Regions from separate parts of the Mus musculus genome. Here region 1 is linked to region 2. A link is a loop called in an ENCODE intact Hi-C map of the cell type or tissue named here. Cell type or tissue: heart. All regions are shown on one strand.

The links. Peaks named below come from ENCODE experiments on the same cell type or tissue, not always from the same donor. Only the 100,000 strongest peaks of a DNase experiment are listed, where the experiment ranks them.
Region 1: it touches region 2 in a loop (6-fold over the local background); 10 of 42 quality-filtered maps call a loop at or near these places.

What each region holds. Positions count from the first base shown.
Region 1 is chr11:69,451,239-69,453,738 of GRCm38, forward strand. It overlaps Dnah2 (dynein, axonemal, heavy chain 2), which reads right to left. Exons shown (of 86, transcript NM_001081330.1): 54 at 1,923-2,090; 55 at 1,580-1,740; 56 at 1,169-1,308; 57 at 1-116. Among named protein-coding and RNA genes, the nearest start is that of Kdm6b, 36 kb to the left of the region's middle. In heart, no CTCF peak of the experiment used is centred here; a DNase peak (open chromatin) is centred at 1,093; H3K4me3 peaks cover 1,113 bases; H3K27ac peaks cover 2,417 bases.
Region 2 is chr11:69,503,012-69,505,511 of GRCm38, forward strand. The region is part of intron 12 of Dnah2 (dynein, axonemal, heavy chain 2); the gene reads right to left. Among named protein-coding and RNA genes, the nearest start is that of Dnah2, 45 kb to the right of the region's middle. In heart, no CTCF peak of the experiment used is centred here; a DNase peak (open chromatin) is centred at 1,100; H3K27ac peaks cover 490 bases.

The DNA of each region.
Region 1 (2,500 bases), 52 kb before region 2:
AGTCCACTCCTATAATGTACTTCTCAGCCACCTCTAGCAAGGCCTCTCGGGGCCACTCTGAGAACCAGTTGATGGTTGTACAGTTTACTAAGGCTGGGTACTGGCGAATCCAATTCCTAGGAGGAAGTCAAGGAGAGTTAAGTCTACTCACAATGCCCTTAGCTTTCTAGCAACACATGCCCCATCCGCTTTGCGGTGACCCAAAGGCCCTGTCCTCTTCCTATCGGCTCCTCCCTCCAGATTTACCTCCTCAGAGATAGATAGCTCTGCATAACATTGAGAAATGGTCTCAGATCCACATTTTTCTAGATGTTGATCTTGAGCCAGGAGAATCTAACACTCTCAAACCCCAGCTTCCTCATCTCTAGCAGGAGATTGACAGTCTATGCTAAGGTTGTTAGGAATTTGGTAAGGTGACCCAAGAAGAATGCCCTACACGGCACCTGACTGTGCTAAGTAAAATATACTAGACACCATAAATAAAAACATAAGCAAAACGGCAACCCACGTTGCCTCTCCATCTGCTCTGCCCACGTCCCATTAAGACAGGGCATCACATATGCAGATACTATATGCAGTCACCCTGGCTACTCTCATGCTTGCTATGTAGCCGGGACTGGTCTCAGATTTGCACCAGTCCTCTCGCTTTGCCCGCCTATGTCCTGAGGTCATAGGTGTGTACTGCCACACTAGGCCTCTTCCTTCAGGTTTCCGTGGTCCTGAAATATCTAGTCATACTGAGAATGGGTTAAAAAAAATTTTTTTTTTTTTGGTGTACACATACTGTTAATTCTATTCATCTTATTAAAAAGAGAAAAGGAAACTTGTCATATGCTACAATATAGATGAACCTCAAGGACATCATAGAGTGAAGGAAGTGCGTCACAAAAGGACAAACACCGCACCGTTCATGCACAAGGCCATCAAAGGCCATCAGAGACAGATGGAAAGCAGGAAGGTCGTTTCTGGAAGCTGGGGGAGGGGAGTTGTTCTTTACTGGGAAAAGACTTTGAGTCTGGGAGGATGAAAAGGCTGTTCCAGAACAATGTGGGTAACGCCCCTAAACTGTGGAGGAAGTCACATGGGACGCACTAACTTCCAAAGAACACAGAAAGCCAAAAGCCGAGGCGGGAGCCTGTGGGGAGCCGGCCAACCGAGGAAGCATCACCTGAAGGGGTCTCCCACGGGACTTAGACAGAGCACAATGTGCAGGTTGTTCCGCACGCGCTCGATGAGGTATGCAAAGAGGCTGTCCGAGGATTCTGGTATCTGTTCTGCCCGGGCCTGGTCTATGATATGGTTCTGGATCTGTTCAGAAACCACACTGTATCAGAGGACTGAAGTTCTCACCACAGTCTCAGCGGGAAAGCAGGTTAGGCTGGCAGACTGGAGTGGGAGTTAAAGCAACCCCGCCCGCCCAGTGAGGCCTCTCAGGGGATGACTGATGAGAAACAGGCTTCAGCCCACAGGGACTGATCTGGGAGGCTGGGGATGCTACAGAAACAGATGTGGAATCTGTGGGGTGCTGGTGGTTAGCTAGGAAAACCAAAGAACCAACTCAGAACTGAAGGAACTTCACCTCTTCAAATTCGTCAGACTTGTAGAGATTGGGGACTTCGCCCGAGCTAAGGATGTTGTTGATGTCTTCCAGGAAGGATTCGTCAGCTATCTGGGTGTCCACGAAAAGGAAAGACGTGGTCTGGAGTTCTACCCCTGCCTGTCGATACAAGCGCTTGATATCTGGCCAAACAAGTGAAGGGCGAAGGAAAAGACTTACTTGCGACTCCCCATCCTGAGCCTCTCAGTTGGAGGACCCTCCCACAGCCATAAGCACTCCCAGAACACAAAGGCCAGGGCCAGTAACTCAAGCAGCTTATCTTTCATCCTGAAACCTCTGCGCATGGTCAGGAACCCAGCCTTACCGTCTCGGAACTCCTGTTTGCGGTAGTGCTTGGTGACCTCGATCTGGAACGTGTTATAATCGCAGATGGAAGACGCCAAGCGGGCCAGACTCTGCCTCCCGCTGCCCCCGATCCCCACCAGCAACATGTTGCCTCGGGGCTGTCCGATCACACGCACGATCCGAGTGACTGGGGAGCGGGGTGAGGGTAACGCACTGGGTTTATAAATCCAAGCAATTTCTAGGCCCCGGGCTAGGGATCAAAACCTCTGAGGCTGAATTAGAGAAGTCAAGAAGTAAGAGTGGAGAGGGTGGTGCCTAAGGCTCTGATGGCAACTCAGCACTTAACCTACACCTTGCCCATTTAACACTCTTGTGGATAGGTGTGGTGCTGTAGGCCTGTAATCTCAGGGAAAGGCAGAGGGTCACAAGTTTAAGACCGGTTTGCTTTAACCGGCGATATGCTTGCTGGCTAGGGCTACACAGCAAGACCCTGTCTCAAAACCAAATGAATAAATAAATAAGCCACACTGGTCGGACCTGAAAGGAAAACGATGTCTAGAACTTGATTTGGGAGTGGCCTTCGAGGGGAAACCAAGG
Region 2 (2,500 bases):
TGAGAACAGACAAATTGACCCACGGAATAAAACTGAAGACCTGGACATAACTCCAAACACCTACAGACAGCTGATTGGTTTGTTTTTATTTGTATGAGACAGGTTTCTTGGTGTAACCCTGGCTGTCCTAGAACTTACTATGTAGACCAGGCCGGCCTTGAACTCAAAGCTCCACCTGCCTCTGTCTCTCAAGAATTAAAGGAGCATTGCTGCCTCCACATCTGGCTGACAGCTGATTTTTAGTAAGAAAAACAAACAACAACAAACCCACACTGGAGAAAAGAGCATCTTCAACAACGGTGCTAGTCTAGTCAGATGGCTGTAGGTAGAAGAATGAAAACAGATTTGTATCTATACATCCCGCACAAAAGTCAACTCCAAATCTGGTCAACCTAAGATCAGATACCCTGAATCTGACAGAATAGAAAGTACATGATAGGCTTGAACTCAAGAAAGGCTTTTCTGAACAGGACACCAATACCAAAGTCACTAAGATCAACGATTAATAATGGGGACCTCATTTAAAATAAAAACCTTTGAGCCGGGCAGTGGTGGCGCACGCCTTTAATCCCAGCACTAGGGAGGCAGAGGCAGGTGGATTTCTGAGTTCGAGACCAGCCTGGTCTACAGAGTGAGTTCCAGGACAGCCAAGGCTACACAGAGAAACCCTGTCTCGAAAAACAAACAAACCAAAAACCAAAACAAAAAAAAACCCTTCCATATCAGCAATAGACAGCATGGTTTGAGCAAAGCAGCAGTCTACAGAATGGGAAAAAAACTCTGACAATTATATATCTCTTCAATCACTGTGTAAACCCCACTCCTCTCAAAGCTAGTGTTCTCTCCACAGCAGAAAATCGTCAGGTGAGAGCTGCCTCTGCTTCCCGCTACAGACAGACTGTGAACTGGCCTGTCTCGGGGCTGGGCTCCCTTCAGGGTTATGACCTCAGAGTCCCTCCTCTCTGTACTAATGCTCCCTGGGGCTCTGTCCTGCAACCCAGTCCTCCCTCAGACACACCCTCAAGCTCTACCACACCCACTACTCCCTCAACACAGTAGTTCCTTCCTACCATTGGAATATGGCCAAAATTCCACAATCTCAAAAGATAATATAATAAAAACCACCTTCTCCCCTGACTCCTGTGTCCTACAGGTCCTGCACTCTGCCCCGCCCCCTCAGAGCCTGCCTCTTTCAGGAACTGTTCTGGAAGCCCCCTTCACTTCCAGCCCTGCCTCCCCACTCCACCCTTTCCTCTAAGAGTTCCCACAGCTGTGTCCAAAGACACATGGCTTCTTGGCCTTATATTCCCTGACTTCTGCACAGGCTTTTTAAAATGACTGTTTAATTTTATTTTGTGTGTCTGCCTGTTTTACTTACGTGATATCTACGTACCACTTCTGGGAGGCTGGAAGACGGCATTGGATCCCCTAGAACTATAGTTACAGACGGTTGTGAGACGCCATGTGGGTGCTGGGAATGGAGCTCAGGTTCTCAGGAAGAGCAGCCAGCACTCTCAACTACTCAGCCACTTCTCCAGCCCCTCTCTGGAGGTTTTGATGTTATGGGGAATACTCCACTTTCCTTGGACCCAGCCTTCCCCCAGGTTCTCTCCTTTGATCTTCTTTTCAGAGGGGATTGTCCTCTCTGGGGTGTCTTGGGATCCTGCTAGAGTGCAGGAAAGGATTTGCTGCCTCCACAGCCCTCTTAAGTGGGGACCCCTAAAGGTTCTGCATTTCCAGTCACTCTCCCAGGGTGACTCACCCAAACCCATGGCTTCTGTTGCCTCTGAAAGCGGATCCGTTCCCAGGTCTCCCCAGTTTGTCCCACAGGCACCCCCAGCTCAGTGTGTCCACAGACAAGAGGGATGGCTGTCACACTTGCAGCTCCTGTTTCAGGGGAGAGCAGCCTCCAAAACACAGGATCACCCCAGACCAGAGCCATCCCAGGAGGAACAGCACGCAGGAAAACATCAAACAGGAAGCCGGCACACACGGGAAGCGACCAAGGAAAAGCACTGCCCACATGTATGCAGGGTCCAAAGGACACACGCATGTCTTCCCACGATCTCAACTTTCCAACACCCTACCCACCACTAACAACTAACTTTTGTTTTTGTAAAGCAAAACTCAGAAATTCAGTTCTATCCAAGGAGATATGTAACTCCAATGTCATGATAAATGGCAATAGAAATTTGCCTAAAATTAGAAGACATACTCCATCTTAAAGGGCTAGAGCCATGGTTATCACCCTGTAGGAATATGGACCTCATATAGCTAAATTTTCAACATAGACCAACAAAGTCAATTTTTTTTTTTTAAAAGACAGAGTCCTAGGGCTGGAGAGATGGCTCAGCAGTTAAAAGCACTTCCAGAGGTCCTGAGTTCAATTCTCAGCAACCACATAGTATCTCACAACCACCTGTAATGAGATCCGGTGCCCTCTTCTGGTGTGTCTGAAGACAGCTACAGTGTACTCATATAAATAAAGTAAATCTTTAAA